3 separate regions of the Homo sapiens genome follow, and regions 2 and 3 are each linked to region 1. A link is a loop called in an ENCODE intact Hi-C map of the cell type or tissue named here. Cell type or tissue: pancreas. All regions are shown on one strand. Each heading gives the region's core, and the rest is flanking DNA. Links, peaks and the distances in the headings are about the cores only.

Region 1 (6,164 bases), core at 480-5,479:
CTGAATATTTTGGGATATTTCTTTTATTTCTTTTTTATTTTTTGAAGACAGGGTCTGGCTCTGTCACCCAGGCTGGAGTGTAGTGGCACCGTCTCAGCTCACTGCAACCTCTGCCTCCTGAGCTCAAGCCATCCTCACAACTCAGCCTCCCAAGTAGCTGGGACTTTAGGCGTGTGCCACCACACCTGGTTAATTTTTGCATTTTTAGTAGAGATGGGGTCTTACCATGTTGCCCAGGCTGATCTTAAACTCCTGGACTCAAGAGATCCTCCCACCTTGGCCTCCCAAGGTGCTGAGATTAGAGGTGTGAGCCACCATGCCCAACCTGGCATATTTCTTTTAAATCTTTTTTCTAACCCTGTGAATGTAGATACATGTATAATTTACTTTATTGGGATTGTACTCTCTAAAAAGGGAGTTTTACATATGAAGTATTTATAAAATTGTTTTTGTTCTTTTTCTAATGACAAATGTGATAATTTTGAGAGCAAAATTAAAGATTATTTGTCAAAAAAGAGGAGTAAAGGGGTAAAGCCTGAGCAAATATAAAAACATACTAATAAAAAAACTATAATAAACACTGTGTTGTTACTGGCTGACAAATATCCATCATAAATTGTAATAAATATGACTCTTTTCCTAGAAAAAGCAAGAGAATTGATGGAAACACAGCTGAAAATAAAACAATGAGGGACAATAACATAAAACTGAATGACTTAGGAGAAGAAAATGATACTACTCTTTTGAGTGCACCTGTTAGAAGATTTGAATGAATGGAGAAAACTCAAGCTTAGCTGGAGGGTGGTAGGCCTGGTGGCTGGGGTAAAGAGGAAGATATCACCATAAAATCATCCAGGCCCCAGCCACATCATAGGCCAACCTCACCATTACAATGCAGGGACCCCCTGCTCCAATAGGCTTGCCAGTATGTGAAGTAGTTCACTGGGAATGAAACAAGTGTGAGGCCCGGCTTGGTGGCTCAAGCCTGTAATCCCAGCACTTTGGGAGGCCGAGGCGGGTGGATCACTTGAGGTCACGAGTTCAAGACCAGCCTGGACAACATGGTGAGACCTCGTCTCTACTAAAAAATACAAAAAGTAGCCGGGTGTGGCACGTGTCTGTAATCCCAGGTACTCAGGAGGCTGAGGCAGGAGAATCACTTGAACATGGGAGGCGGAGGTTGCAGTTAGCCAAGATCATGCCGCTGCACTCCAGCCTGGGTGACAGCGAGACTCCATTTCAAAAAAAAGAAAAATCGTGCAAATGCTTGGCTAATTATTCCAACACCATTAATTGAATAAGTGGGAGGATCACTTGAGGCCAGTAGTTGGAGAGCAACCTGGGCAACATAGCAAGACCCCATCTTTAAAACAATAAAAAATCAAATGCTCGCTCCCCATATATCACCAATGCACCTGATGATATGACGAAGTGCATTTATTGCTTCCCTCACTACGGGAGAACACCACTTCGTGAAGCTTTAGCGGTGCTTCAGACAGGAAAAGAAAGATCAGAATTTATTGAGAAATGAAAAATGGGCTTAAGGCGGTGAGTCTTTCAATGCTGGGATTTGATTGGGATTGGGTAAGAACCACGAGATACCAACATTCTAGGATTGGTGTAAGCAGCAAGAGGAGGATTTTAATGAGAGGCATTCAAAAAATTTTAGAGTGCAAACTGTTGGTGCTGTCCATTGACGAGTTGATGGGCCTTTGCAGAAGATCCTGTAATGCAGAAACTATTCGCCTGCAGAGAACGTCCTGGAAAAGTAATGCGAATGAAGACAGTGGATTAGCAAAGTCCTTTTTATGTAGATGCTACAGTGGGGTTTTTGATTCTCAGTGTCCAGGCCGAGTTTGGGGATAGATGGTTTTAATTCCCATATACATACATTTTTAATGGACAATTCACCTTAGGCACGTGTTTATTTTATGGTGTCAAAATCCTTTCATTTCTCGAAGGTGTTTACTGAGACCTGAGTTAGTTGCTAAACTAGCTGGTTTAAAGCTAAACAAGTAGCTTAAACCTGTCTGCTAAAACCTTCAGGTGGATTATTTCATTTGCTCCTCACAAACACCTGTGAATCCTCACAAACACTTCACCATTATTGTCCCTATTTTATAGAAGAGGAGAATGAGACTCAGAAGTAATAATTAGCTCACAATCTCGGGGCTACAAATACATGTTTTCAGGAGCATCAGCAAAACCCTCTTAATCAAACAAACAAACATAAACTCCAAAACCCTGCCTTATTCTTCTGTTTTTGCACAAGGAGCTGGAATCCAGGTTCAAGATAATTATCTGGCCATTCTGTCTTCTTAGAGGTCCTTTTCCCTTTCGGGGGAAGGGAGGAAAGGGTGGAAGCGGCTTCCACCCACTCCAGTTCGGGCTTGGGTCAGCTCCCTGGGCTTCGCGGAGCACGCCCTGGTGCCACCGGCGGGGCCATTTCCGCCGCGGGGGCCCAGACAGCGCCGCCGGCTCGCGTAGGGTCCAGCGGACCGGCAGGCTCGCCCTCGCGGTGCCAGCTCTGCTCTCTTCTGGTCACCAGGGGGCGCCAGAAGCAATGGTGCATCCCGAAAGGGACGGCGGCCACGTGACAGGGGGGTCACGCGCAGGGTCGTAGGGGACCGCCTGGGGATCCCCGGACGGCTGCGAGGAATGAGCGGTTGGCTCGGGCTGGTTTCCTCCCTCCACCGCCTGCTTGTTTCGCCATGCCCGGGCCGGACGGTGGGGCTGCAGCGGCGAAAGCGACTGAAGTCCGGGAGCAGTCGCATGAGCTTCCCGGTCACCAGGAGGCCCCGGGAACAGACACCTCACCCTGACATTGTGGCAGGTTTGGCCCTTCCCGCAATGCAACAAAGGAGGGACTTTGTCCCAGCCTTTCCCCTAGCCAGGAGAGGTGCTGTTAAATCCCTTTGTGCCTCCCCACCGGCCTTGGAGAGATGAGATTTCCCCTGTAGTACCCCAGGGGACGGGCCGACGGGATGGACTTTGTATCTTTTGGCTGATCTGGCCGGACATCCTTGCCCAATAAGCACTTACCCAGTTGCCCACCCTCCAAAAAAAGGAGAAAATCAAATCAGTAATTTGATCGATCATTTTCATAGATATGCTGTAATAGAACAATTCACCTGGTTGTGAACTGGGCTGGGGAGTTTCAAGACGTGAGTTTGTTAACTGACTAGTTTCTTGCTTGGTGTAGAGGCCTTAGGCACTCTCACACTTAAACCAGCAGAAAGGCCAGGGAGTATCTAGACTACACACTGGGGTCACTCAACTGGAAACACGTTGTACACCTCAAGACATCGTACAATTTCTCAGACTGAGATGCTGGCTGTGATGTCTATGCAGCACAGCCCCAAGTCCCAACTGACAGAAATGTCTCAGAAACTTAATTCACCACGGTCTTTTTTTTTTTTTTTTTGAGACAGAGTCTTGCTCTGTCGCCCAGGCTGGAGTGCAATGGCGCGATCTCGGCTCACTGCAACCTCTGTCTCCTGGGTTCAAGCAATTCTCCCGCCTCAGCCTCCTGAGTAGCTGGGATTACAGGCGCCCGCCACGACACCCGGCTAGTTTTTGTATTTTTTAGTAGATATGGGGTTTCACCATGTTCGCCAGGCTAGTCTTGAACTCCTGACCTCAAGTAATCCGCCCATCTTGGCCTCTCAAAGTGCTGGGATTACAGGCGTGAGCCACATGCCTGGCCTCACCACGGTTTTATTTTTGTTTTTGTTTTTTTTTGTTTTTGTTTTTGTTTTTTCTTGAGACGGTCTCACTCTGTCGCCCAGGCTGGAGTGCAGTGGCACGATCTCGGCTCACTGCAACCTCTGCCTCCTGGGTTCAATCAGTTCTCCTGTCTCCAACTCCCGAGTAGCTGGAATTACAGGCATGCCACCACCATGCCCAGCTAATTTTTGTATTTTTAGTAGAGACGGGGTTTCACCATGTTGGCTAGGCTGGTCTCGAACTCCTGACCACAGGTGATCTACCCGCCTTGGCCTCCCAAAGTGCTGGGATTACAGGCGTGAACCACTACCAGCAGCCTCACCACAGTTCTTAATAGAAGTAGTCTATTTGAGGAAAAACAGTTAATTTATAAAGAAACTGAATAATGTAATAAATTGAGGAATTTTTTCCCAGCCTTGTACTTTTTATACCATCAAATCCACTGACTTTAAGTGTACAGTTTAAAAAATAAATTTAGCCAGGAGCGGTAGTGCACACCTGTAGTCCCAGCTACTTGGGGGCTGAGGTGGGAGGATCACTTGAGCCAGGGAGGTTGAGGCTGCAGTGAGCTGTGATTGTGCCACTGCACTCCAGTCTGGGTGACAGAGCAAGACCCTGTCTCAAAACTAAACAAATAAATAAAAATAAATTTATGGAGTTGTGCAACCATCACCACAATACAGTTTTAGGACATTTTCCCTATCCCCCACGAATTCCCAGAAGCAGTTTGCAGTTAATCTCCTCTCTCATGTTTAGCCCTAGGCAACCATTTGTCTGCTTTCTGTCTGTATATAGTTGCTTTTTCTGGACATTTCACATGAATGGACTCATACAATATGTGGCCTTTTGTGTCTGGGTTCTTTCACTTAACATGATGTTTTCAAGGTTCATCCATTTTGTAACATTATCAATACTCCCTTCCTTTTTCTGGCTAAATAATATTACATTGATGGATATACCATATTTTGTTTTTCCACTCATCAGTTGATAAACATTTGAGTTGTTTCCACTTTTTGGTTGTTATGAATAATTCTGTGAATATTCGTATACAAGTTTTTGTGTGGACATGTTTTGGGTTCTCTTGGGTATATACCTAGGAGTGGAATTGCTGGGTTTTATAAAGTAACTGTATGTTTAACTTTTTAGGAACTTCTGGATTGCTTTCCAAAGTGGCTGCACTGTTTTCTATCCCCACTGGTAAATGTATGAGGATTTCTATTTCTCCACATCCTTACCAATACTTTCTTGTCTGTCTTTTTGATTAGTGTCTCATTGTGATGTTAATTTGCCTAGATTGAGTGACTTTTGGTTGTATTTGGTTTAGCTAGTTTCACTTCATTTAATGAATGCCTTTTTTAGTGTTATAAAAATTAGGAGCTGAAATGAATAATACATAGTCCTTCCTTGCAAGGAGCTCATAGTTCCTTCAGGAAGACAGACAACAAAACAATGACAGTATAGCTTGTTAAGTGCTCTGAAGGGAGTTGAGGACAAGATGCTCTGGGGAGCAGAGAAGAGGAACACTTAACCCTGCTTGAAGGCGGGTGGAGGAAAGTATTAAGGAAACCTTTTACAGAAGAGGAACACTTAACCCTGCTTGAAGGCGGGTGGAGGAAAGTATTAAGGAAACCTTTTCCAGAAGAGGACTTAATGTGCCTCTCGTTTTCTTTTGTTTATTTTAATCAAAATTATACAAGTACATACTGTAGGTTTTTTATTTGTTTTGAAACAGCATCTCGCTCTGTCACCCAGGTTGGAGTACAGTGGCGCGTGCAATCACAGCTCACTGCAGCCTCAACCTTCAAGCAATCTTCTCACCTCAGCCTCCCAAATACCTGGGACTACAGGTGCACACCACCATGGCTGGCTAATTTTTAAATGTTGTGTAGAGACAGGGTTTCACAGCCAGGCGCAGTGGCTCACGCCTGTAATCCCAGCACTTTGGGAGGCTGAGGTGGACAGATCACCTGAGGTCAGGAGCTAGAGACCAGCCTGGCAAACATGGCGAAACCTCATCTCTACTAAAAATACAAAAATTAGCTGGGCGTGGTGGCATGCACCTGTAATCCCAGCTACTCAGGAGGCTGAGGCAGGAGAATCGTTTGAACCCAGGAGGTGGAGGTTGCAATGAGCTGAGATCGCATCACTGCATTCCAGCCTGGGTGACAGAGCAAGACTCCATCTCAAAAAAAAAAAAAAAAAAAGAAAAAGACAAAAAAAAGACAGGGTTTTGCCATGTTGCCCAGGCTGATCTTGAACTCCTAGGCTCAAGCGATCCTCCCATCTCAGCCTCCCAAAGTGCTAGGATTACAGGTATCATACTGTAGTTTTTAAAAATCAAATAGTTCTACAAGATTTGCTTTTTTTAAAAAATGAATCATTTGCTTTCCTTCCCATTCCATGTTGCCCCCAAAAGCAACCACTTTCTATTCTTTTAA
Region 2 (5,582 bases), core at 1-5,000, 230 kb after region 1:
CACTACTCTGATCTCGGTGCCTTTACTGTTTGATCTGTTTCTTTGACATTTTCTGGTTATATCAAGACTCTCCGGCTCACTACCATATCCTAAGGCCTAACACTACATATGGTCTAGTGAAGCGGTAGCATGTACTGCTATTTAACCTTTAATGCATAGGTTTTGTCCCCCCAGCTGAACTCCAAGCTACTCGAGGGCAGGAATTATATGCTGAGGACCCATATGTTGCTTATGTGCCAGGCTTTGTTCTAAGATTTTACATATATTAGTTCATTTAACACTCACAACAAGCCTATGTGATAAGTGCTCTTATTATCTACATTTTTCGTATTTTAAAAAACCCACTGAAGTTCAGGGAGGCTAAATAACTACCCAAGATCACGCAGGTACTAAGTGGCAGAGCTTGGGTTAAAATCCAGGCAGTTCAGCCCCCGAGTTTGACAAATTCTTTGTTTTATATTCACAGCAGGGACATCTGGAATTAAAACGTACCATCCTCTGGAGAAAGTCATCCTTATTCATTTTTTCCCTGGACCTGAGGTGCCTCTCAAGGAGTTGGAGAAATCAGAATCTCCCTAATAGAGATGAGCTCAAGGGTAAAAAAAAAAAAATGTGATGGATAAGATCTAAGCTTACTACACAGATAAATGACTGCATATTACCCGCATACCAAAGCACTTTTTCCTTTACAAAACCCTTGCCTGCAAATTCCTTCAAAGAGAAAGCACCCTAATGCATTTCAAATAAGCTCTCTGTATGCAACATTTCCCTTTTCAGCCCTCCCGCATCTCTCCCCACCCGCTCCAACTGTCAGTGGAGTGGCTTGAGTGGGAACTGCTATAGGTTTTTAGAACTTATGGTAGTGAATGTGTGTCCTTTTAACTTCCAGAAGACTCTGGAGGTCAGTGGGCTGGTGAGGCAACCTGTTGCCAAACAGTGCCAAATGGTCATTTGAAGCTAAACCAGCCCAGAGGATGAGCTGTGGGCTGTACTGCAAAGGGAGTTGTTTGGTTGTTGGCATGGGGCTTCCTGAACTAGACCTGTCAAAGAGCCCATGGAGCTATCTTGAAATGTTCTTTAGTTACAGTCCTTTACAGTAGCTCCTTCAATTGCCCCATCGATAGCCCTGCCATGAGAAACAAGAACCCCTTCTGCAAGCCATTTGGAATATAGAGGAAGGGGAAATCATTATCTATCTATCTATCTATCTATCTATCTATCTATCTATCTATCTATCTGGCCAAGAGTGGCCTGATTTTTGTTCTCATTTCTTTGAACTGAGGTCCACTCCGTTATAACCTTGCTTTGTTCTTTCCCAGTCCTAGACTGCCATAGATAGTGGGCTTGCAGCTTTGTATGGAGGCATTCATTGGGCACCAGTGCACTGACAGTCTCTGAAGAATTATTAGGTCAGCTGGTTCCAAAGCATTTCAGGCTGATTAAGGCCCTGGAAGAATCTTTTTCCTAGCCCCTTCTGTTACCTCTTCCGTGCCTTCCCCTCCAGTTCACTCAGAGGCTGGTTCATGACCAGTTGCAAAAAGCAGGGTAGTAGCGCATACGAATCTTCTCTCTAAATCCTCTTCAGATGTATTTCACTTATAATACGTGTTCTTGAAAATATGCATTAATAAAATTGTGTTTGCTTGAATAGAGAAGCTACCATCACTGTGTGGATTAGAATGGCATTGGTGTAAAAATCTATGAAGATAATACATGCCAAGTTAGATCAATGCAGTTTGGTAGGTGGTATCTCCTTAGATCCTCACAATGCCACCCTTATCCTCCGGTTACAAGTAAGGAAACTGAGGAAGAGTGATTCCCAGAAAAAGAAGAGGAAGACAAGATAAAGAGGTAAAAGATAAGAGAAGAAAAGTACGGGAAGTTTTGGGCAGAAGGTAAGAGGATATTGGTAGAGCTTTGTGGGGGTGGGTTAGGAGAGGTGAGGGGAAGCTTTTAGGTAAGGACAGATGTCCTTATTGTGAATCTGGAAGGGCACAGAAAAGAAACCAAAACTTAAACATTTCTGGAGGCACTGCCTGGGCCACCCTCCTGGAATGAGAAGATCTGAGGTCAGAGTAGCTAAAAAAAAAAAAAAAAAAAAATCCTTCTATAAATTATGCCTTCTCTTGGAGCGAAGTGCGACCTCTACTCTGAAACAGAGTCATACAGCACCACTCAGTGGCAGTCTCTCGGTAGTGCACCGAGAGTGTCTGCAGCAGCCACCCGGACCCAATGAATCAGAACCTTGAAAGACAGAGGAGAGGCGGTTATGTTATTTTATTTAATCCCCACGAGGTTTTGATGTGATGCCACATTTGAGAATTTCAGGCCAAACTTGTGCTTTCTCTATGATATGAAGACTTTTTAATTTAATCCCCATGAGATTCTGATGTGCTGCCACATTTGAGAATTTCTGGCCACACTTGTGGTTTCTCTATGACATGAAGGCTTTTTCTGATGCCAATCAGTGTGGCAGGAGGCACCTGGGCAAAGCAGAACCTAGACCCTCTCTTTGCTCTTTGCATTCTCTTCTCAGGAGTTTCCTTCTTTCTCATCAACTATCACTTCTCAGTGCATGATTATGTATTAGGTGCTGTGGTGATATAGCATGGCACAAGACAAACAAGATGTCTGTTCTCATGGAGCTTACAGGGAGAAAGACAGCAAATCTATACTTACAGATGGTGATAGGTTCTATGAAGGTAGTAGACAGATATGGCAGTGAGACAGAAAATAACTGAGGTCAGAGAAGGCCTCTTTGAGGAGTTGACATTGAAGCCAAGACTTGAAGGTTGAGAAGAAGCCAGCCATGGGAAGAGTAGAAGCAAGGTCTTGCACACCAAGGAGCACAGCTTGGCAAGAGGACTGCAGGCTAGATTTCGGCCCACCCTACACCTCAGCTGGATACCTTTGTGTAGAGAACAATCTGCACGATCTTACATGAGAGTAGGGGGTAAGGGGATTGTTCCAGCAGATGGAATTTCATGTGTAGGCAAGAACATGTATTCTAGAAATTATGAGAACAGTGCCAGGAAAAGACTAGATCACAAAGGGTCTTATGGGGTAAGATAAGGAGTTTGTATCTTATTTAATTCACAAGAAGCCAGTGAAGGTTTTTAAACAGGATGACTGAAAGATATGAATTATATTCTTTAAAAAACTCTCTAGTTGTGCAGAGAATCCACTGGAAGGGGAAAAACCAGTTAGGAGGCTATTGAGTAGTCAAATCAGAAATGCTAAAGGTTTGCATTAGAATGAGAGTATTAATAGTTGAAGAGATGAGAAGTGGACAGATTTGAGAGACGTTTAGGAGGTAAGCCGACAGATGGAATGGATGTAGAAAAGAATTAAAGAGGGCAACCAGGTTTCCGATGAAAGCATCTTGGTGGGTAGAAGTGCCATTTCCTAAGAGGAAAGAACAAGCAGAGAGGAGGAGCAAATCCAGAATGACATTTTAGCTACTTCAAGTTGGAGAGATCTGTGAGATACTCAAGTGGAGATGCCAAGTCAAATTTGTTATAAACTTGGAAGAGGGGTTTGAGACACAGATATCAATTTGGAAATTATAATCATTGGGTTATCTTCAAGGCCTTGAAACAAAGATTAGATCACTGAGGGAAGGGAGTATAGAAAGGCAAAGTCCCAGAACAGAGCCCAGAGAAACTCTAGTTTGGGGGAATGAGGTAAAGAGTGGCCAAAGAGGAGAAAACTCAGAAAACTGTAATGCCACAGAAATCCTGAAAGGGGCTGTTTAAGGAAGAGTAATGTGGGTAGCTGCTGCTGAAGGATCAAGAAAACTGAGAATAGAAAGAGACTGATGGCTTTGACCACATGGTGGTCATTGCAGACCATAGTCGGAGCAAGGGCACCAAACTGGAAAAATAAGAAGTGGTGGTCAGAGTGTGGAATTCTTAAGATTTTTTAATCTTGAGATTTTGGGAGTGATGTATATTTTCATTAAGAAAGGTCTAGGATCCTTGGCATGGTCCTGAGAGTAAGTGGATGAGGTAGGGTAGATGGCAAATTATTGGAAATGTAGAAGCTGAGAAACAGAAACGTTTGTGTGTTCAATGGCAAAATTGTCAAAGATTTAGGGTGGAGGGAAAGTGTAGTGAAACTGTGGTTGCCAAGCAGTCTTGAGCGTGCTCATGACCACAAATTTTTAGTGAATTTAGTCAACCAACTTTCAATATTTTTATCTGCTTCATTTAGTGGCAAGGAAAAAGTAATATAGTGCAATTCAACTAGAGTTTGGGGTTTTGCCTAGTAGATATGATAGACAGCTAAGAGGAGAAAGGGAATGGAGTGAGTGAGTAGGTATCAGTTTCCTATTGCTGCTGTAACAAATCACCACAAACTTTGTGGCTTAAAATACAGACTTAAAATATTAGAGTTGCAGAGGTCAGAAGTGTCATTGAGCTGAAATCAAGGTGTGGGCAGAGCTGTATTCCTTCTGGAGACTCTAGAGGAGAATCTGTTTCTTTGACTTTTCCAGCTTCTACAGCCTGCCCACTTTCACTGGCTTATAGTTTCCTTCCTCCATCTTTAAAGCCAGCAACATCAGGCCAAGTCTTTCTCATGCTGCCATCTCTTTGGTTCTCTCTTCTAATTCCCTCTCCCACTTTTAAGGATGCTTGTGACTGCATTGGGCCTATCTGACTAATCCAGAATAATCTCCCTATCCTAAAGTCAACTGATTAGCAACACTAACTCCATCTGCAACCTTAATTCCCCTCTGCCAGGTAACCTAACAGACCCACAGGGTTCTGGGGATTAGGACATGGGCATCTTTGGGGAGGCCAGCATTCTGCCTGTGATAATAGCAACACATAATGGATGGAATTTAAACTGGGTAAGTAGGCAAATGAAGAAGATGGTAGGAAGGTAGAGTGAAAAAGTGGCTAGGTCAGCAGATTGGGGAAATAATCTGATGGGATTGAAACATTGTAGCAGTAGAGAAGAAATTTTCTAAATGGTGCCATTTCTGGTAATGGAAAAGGCTAGTGTAGGACCATGGGGGTAAGTATCTGATGTAAGTTTGTAGAAAAGATCAGATGAGGAGGTCACGGAAGTGGAATTCCAGGTCATGGGATAAGTCATCCCTGTGGATGTTAAAGTCACGAAGAATGATGAACAAACTTCAGTGTAGGAAAGAAGACTGATGATGCAAGAAAGGCATAAACCCCACAAGCTAGATAAGCCTGTAAGTGAAAAGGAGCCTGTGGTGGTGCAGACTTGCCCAGAATCAGAAGGATGGAGCCCTGACATGCAACTCCACTCCCAGGGGCTGAGCTCAAAGTTACAGAGTCTGTGCAATGACCCCCTTGGGATGTGGAAGTCAAAGTCAAATCCCAAGAGAGACCAGCATTCCAGACTGTCCCTCGCCCCTCCCGTGGCTTCCATGAGAAGCAGGAAGTGCTGGGCTTGAGGACCGTGGGCTCTACCTGGCCTGGAAGGAGATGGCACTCCTGTGCCAGAGTAGGCACAAAGTAGGCACCCGCAGCCTACTCTGGCTGTGACACAGTAGACTAGGAGGCAAGCAAGGGACCAAGTCACTCCCTGTATGTCAAGGGTGGGGGAAG
Region 3 (5,582 bases), core at 1-5,000, 170 kb after region 1:
GGTCTTGAGCTCCTCACCCCAGATGATCCACCCGCCTCAGCCTCAGAGTGCTGGGGTTACAGGTGTGAGCCACTGCACCCAGCCAAAAGCTCTTCATTTTAATACAGTCAAAATTATCAATCTTTTCATTTATAGACAGGGTCAGAATTCATTTTTTTTACCTTCAGGTCATAAAGATATTCTCCTATTTTATCTTTATTTTCTTTTATTTGACTAATTAATTTATTTGAGACATGGGGTGTCAAACTCCTGGTCTCAAGCAATCCTCTTGCCTCAGCACCCCCGCCTCAAGTAGCTGGGATTAGAGGTGCCAGCCACTGTGCCTGGCTATTTCATCTTATGAACGTTTTATTGTTCTGCTTTTCACATTTATTTTTACAGCCCACATGGAATTGATTTTTGCGAATGATATGAGAGATGATCCAATTTCATTTCCCCCTATAGATAGCCAACTCTCCTAATACCATTTATTGAGAATGCTATTTATGTATTGAAAATCTTTCCCCCATCTGCTTTGAAGTGGCACATTTGTCATAAATCAAGAATCCACGTCTGGATCTGTTTCTGGGCTTTCTGTTCTGTTCCCCGAGTCTATTTGTCCTTGTGCTAGTCATATACTGTTTTAATCACTGCAGCTTTATATGTTCTGTAATCTGGTAGAGTGAGTCCTCCCACATCGTTGCTCTTCAGATGTATCTTGGCTCTTGGCCCTTTGCTTTTCCTTATAAAGTTTAGAAATCAACTTGTCAAGTTCTACAAAAATAAACAAATGAAATAACCCATTGAGGTTTTTTATTGGGACTTAGTTGTTTAATTTCTTTCAATGAGGTGTTTGTAGCTTTTTCCAATAGAGGTCTCCTACAACTGTTGTTAGATTTCTTCCTGGACACTTGATTTTTAAAAGGAGTTGCAAATGTTATCTTTAAGATGATGACATTTCTAATGTCTATTGCTGGTATATAGAACTATAATTGTGTGTGCACGTGTGTGTGTATTTATCTAGTAACTTTGTTAATTCCATTCTTATTCTAATAATCATTTGTAGATTCTTTTAGATTTTTCTAAGTTCACCATCATATCATTTGTGAATAATGACAGATTTGTTTTTTTCCTCTCCAGTTCTCATTTTTTTTCTTGCCTTAGTGCACTGAGACCTCCATAGTAAATAGTTTTTCTTTTTTAAATAACTTTGCTTTTTGGCCAATTTGATAACTAAAATTTATTAGTTTTAATTAATTTGTTAAACAAATTAACTACTTTTTAAACAGAATCATAAAATTCAAAAAGTACCAAAAAGTTGAATACATGAAAAGTCTCTCTCCTCCTCCAGACCTCCATTGGCTTGTTAAAAATATCCCATTTCTGCTGGTCTCCTTGACCTGCTGAATCTGGAACTTTAGCCAGTGGAGCTTCACAATGTATGGGTTTTTTTGCTCCACACGTAACTGATATTTGAAGACCAATACAGTAAGTTTGCCTATGCAGAGATTAATGGGATTGTGTAACACAGTGATCCTCAATCTTGGCTGTACATTAAAACCACTGGGAGGCTTAAAAAAAATTTCTGATGCCTGTCCTGTACACTGGGCCTACTGATCTGAATCTCTGTAGGTGCTGTAGTGGGCATCTAGAGTTTTCATAGGCTCCCCAGGTGACTGGGGGAGGCAGGAAGGAGGGCTTACAAAGGGGCATGAGGAAACATTTGGGAGGGATGGGTATGTTTCCTATCTTGATTGTGGCGATGGTTTCATAAGTGTGTACATATGTCAGAACTTATCAAATTGTACACTTTACGTCTGTTCCATTTATTTTATGTCAATTTTGCATCAGTAAAGCTGTTTAAAGATAAAGCTGTTCAGGTGATTCTGATGCACAGCAATGGTTGAGAATTATTGTTGTAATAGAAAAGGCACATGACTGAAGTGGAAGTTGGATAGACTTTCATCTGTCAACAGTTGGCTGTGCGCACTTAGACAAGTAACTTCAACCCCTGTGGACCTCAGGTTCATTCTAGTTAGTGGGTTCAGTTTCTTCTCAAGTACTTTTCAGCTGGCATGTTGCTTCTTCTACTCAGTCTGGCAGTGCTGGCCAGGCTGCTGGTGCACCTCCTGGCCACACGAGGGAGCCGTGCAGCTGGCAGCCTCTGACTCTCCACTGAACACTCTTGTGAGGTGAAAATAGGCTGGTCAGGCAGGGGTCTTTCCCTTCTTCCTGTGCTGCTCCTCTTGGTGAGTGCAAGCCCCACTCCTCAACGGTCATCTTCAGCTACCCTCACTCACTGATCTCGCTGCAGGTGAGCCTTTTTTTAAGCAAAGCAAATCCATTAATTTCTGAAGGTACAGAACAAATTTATAAAAGGATTCCCACATTGCTTTGAAAATATCCTGTTCTCCCCAAGCAATTAAAATAGTACCAAATTGAAGTATATGTATGTATATATATGTATGTACACATGTAAATGTATGTATATATGTGTGTATATGCATCAATATAGATCCATATCTAGTCTATATCAGTAAGCACACTAACAATACTATTCTCCTGCCCCTATGAAAATTATCTATATAAAAGGCAGTTATGTTTGTTAGAGGTACAATTTTGATATCCTTCAGGCATTAACATTGCTTAGACGAAAAGAGGAATCAAGGTTAGCAAACGGTTTTTTTCCATGGTAATATGATGTAAAGTGCTTAAATGGGTAAATGTGTAAGAGAGAGAATGTGTGTGCGTGTGTGTGTGTTTGTGTGTGTGTGTTTACATATACTCAGGTGAACAGGTTGGCTAAATATTTTCGGAATGGAATTTATCCAGACACTCTGTGCATTAATCTCTATTTTTCTTGGACCAGACAGGGCAAAAAATCTGAATTCCCCAGAAGAGATAGACTAGAATTGATGTTACAAAATGATCTAGCTATGCCCTAAACTTTAATAAATGTATTTTAATCCAGCTCAAAAATGAAAGGCAAATGTTTATCTGAAGTATAACAATAGCGACTTTTTAAAAAGAACTCCTCCCCCACCCTAAAATATTCTAAATAATGCTTTAAAAACTTAGCTTTGAGTCACTCTTTTATTTTTGGTCTTATTGCAGTTTTCTTCCATTTTGATTCCTAAATTTCAGATTATTCTATGAGCCAGTCACAACACCTTGCGGGCATACTTTTTGCTTAAAATGCCTAGAAAGATGCCTAGATCACAACGCAAAGTGTCCATTGTGCAAAGACGGTCTTTCACAGGTAAATCAATATTTCTTTCTTGTTTGGTTTAAATCAGTATTTCTTTCTTGTTTTGTTTAGTTTATTTGGAATTGGGCACTAAGACAGTGTTCAACTGGACCCCCAGCCACGGCACTGTGGTAGGGCACATTACTCCCTCAAACCATCTATTTCTCCTGTCTTCTTTTTTTTTTTTTTTTTTTTTGACTGAGTCTCCACTCTCCCACCCAGGCTGGAGTGCAGTGGCGTGATCGCGGGTCACTGCAACCTCCGCCTCCTGGGTTCCAGCAGTTCTCCTGCCTCAGCCTCCCAAGTAGCTGGGATTACAGGCGCATGCCACCACGCTCGGCTAATTTTTGTTTTGTTTTGTTTTGTTTTGTTTTGTTTTGTTGAGACGGAGTCTCGCTCTGTCGCCCAGGCTGGAGGGCAGTGACGTGATCTCCACTCACTGCAAGCTCCGCCTCCCGGGTTCATGCCATTCTCCTGCCTCAGCCTCCCCGAGTAGCTGGGACTACAGGCGCCCGCCACCACGCCTGGCTAATTTTTTGTATTTTTAGTAGAGACGGGGTTTCACCGTGTTAACCAGGATGATCTGGATCTCCTGACCTCATGATCCACCCGCCTCGGCCTCCCAAAGTGCTGGGATTACAGGCGTGAGCCACCACGCCCGGCCTAATTTTTGTATTTTTAGTAGAAATGGGGTTTCACCATATTGGTCAGGCTGGTCTCGAACTCCTGACCTCAGGTGATCCACCCACCTCAGCCTCCCAAAGTGCTGGGATTACAGGCATGAGCCACCACGCCCAGCCTATTTCTCCTGTCTTATAGCCACTGTCCCCCTCTCCATAAAGTCCTTCAGGAAAATGAGGCAACATGCAGCTTTTTATGCAGTGTAAGTAGGGAAATTAATTTGTGTTGGAAACGAAAGTATTAAATAGATGATAAACTTGGATCCTGGTTCTAATGTCATCGTGGCACCTGATACACTGTAATCTTGAGTAAATCTTTTGTCCCCTCTAGGATTGGACTAGGTAAGCCCTGATGTTCCCTTATCATCAGTGTTTATTCTGTGGCTTGAAGATAACAGCTCCAAAGGCCCCAGAAGAACCTCACAGAACTTCAGTGTGATCCTTGTCCAACCCATCAGGAGCCACTGTACCTGGAAGCCCTAGAGCTTTTGCAGACCGCAGCCCTCTAGGACTTCCAGGTTCTCTAAAACTAATCACACAAACTCCCACCTTTGTTTTTCAAGTGAACCTGAAGGAATTTCCTACAGATAAAGAAGACCTGAGAATCTATCTTGTTTTCCCTCCCTCAGGGACTTATCTGCCACATTTTACAATCGGTGTTAATGTTCCTTGACCCCTGTCATTCCTGAGGAGAGGTTGGAGATGCAAGGCTATCTCTAGGTGACTACAGGTCAAGAGAAGTCACATGTTGAGCTTTACCATCACCCCAGTATTTAAATTAAGGGAATGGAGTGAAATCATCATCACTGGTAGCCCTGAGGGTATGCGTTGGGATTGGGAGGAGGGTCAATGTCATACCTTTCCCTGGATAAAGTTGTAGGATTTGCAGGCCTGATTGTAGGTGAGAAGTCCTTGATCCTTATACTGAAATAATACATCTGTGTTGTTGTAGCACTGGAAAATTCAGATTAAGTGGAAAGAAGAAAAATCTACCCATATGCTCAGTACCTAGAGAAAACCACTGTTAGTTAACATTTTAGTATGTGCCTTTTCTGGCTTTTTGTTTTAGTATCAGCAGAGGAGTCACCTACTTTTTAGACTGACTACCTCCTCAGTCAATGCTTATCCCCCACAACTGGGACTGGGAAATGCAGTTGATTTTCCCATAGCCAGGCAATGGCAGTGACAGTGGCAGATAAGGCATCCTGGAGACAGATGCTATAGAGTTCAGGACTTGGGGTCTAGAAGATATTCTCATCTATCTCTGTTTATTCACATAGGGTCACACTTGCACCATTTTACATAGAATTAAATATTCCAATCATTTTCACTGCAGAATAGAGACACAGCCCATACTGAGAAAGGAACAAAATTGTTTGAAGCCAACAGTTTTATACTCAGGCGCTCCCCCTGCTGGGACTGTAGGGGTAGTTTCCATAGCAAGCAATTCTCTGCAGATGTTTTAACATCAGTTGTTTGATTCACACCGTTAAATACCCACTACCTAAACATCCCTGGGTATGCATCGGACAGGGGTGTTTGGGAGGAGAGTAACAGTGACAATTGAGCCTGAGTCCAGTTCTTGAAATCATGACTTTTAATCTCAGTGATACCTAGATGGTATATTAGAAAGGCAAATAGACAAATCAATATTTAGCTGTTTGTGTTTTTTTAAA

The links. Hi-C counts contacts between places; a loop is a spot of excess contacts. Peaks named below come from ENCODE experiments on the same cell type or tissue, not always from the same donor. Only the 100,000 strongest peaks of a DNase experiment are listed, where the experiment ranks them.
Region 2: it touches region 1 in a loop (5-fold over the local background); 95 of 110 quality-filtered maps call a loop at or near these places.
Region 3: a loop joins it to region 1, with 4 times the contacts of the local background. A loop is called at or near these places in 81 of 110 quality-filtered maps.

Annotation. Positions count from the first base shown.
Region 1 is chrX:118,836,943-118,843,106 of GRCh38, forward strand. LINC01285 (long intergenic non-protein coding RNA 1285) reads left to right here and starts at 2,614. Exons shown (of 7, transcript NR_110393.1): 1 at 2,614-2,833; 2 at 4,873-4,923. RefSeq lists a silencer at 2,412-2,481. In pancreas, for the core only: a CTCF peak has its summit at 2,536 (motif pointing right); a DNase peak (open chromatin) is centred at 2,549; H3K4me3 peaks cover 762 bases.
Region 2 is chrX:119,065,054-119,070,635 of GRCh38, forward strand. No RefSeq gene overlaps it. Among named protein-coding and RNA genes, the nearest start is that of CT47C1, 5.1 kb to the right of the region's middle. In pancreas, for the core only: a CTCF peak has its summit at 2,209; no DNase peak of the experiment used is centred there; H3K27me3 peaks cover 832 bases.
Region 3 is chrX:119,002,998-119,008,579 of GRCh38, forward strand. It overlaps LONRF3 (LON peptidase N-terminal domain and ring finger 3), which reads left to right. Exons shown (of 11, transcript NM_001031855.3): 6 at 3,124-3,238. Among named protein-coding and RNA genes, the nearest start is that of LONRF3, 31 kb to the left of the region's middle. In pancreas, for the core only: a CTCF peak has its summit at 2,100 (motif pointing right); a DNase peak (open chromatin) is centred at 2,114.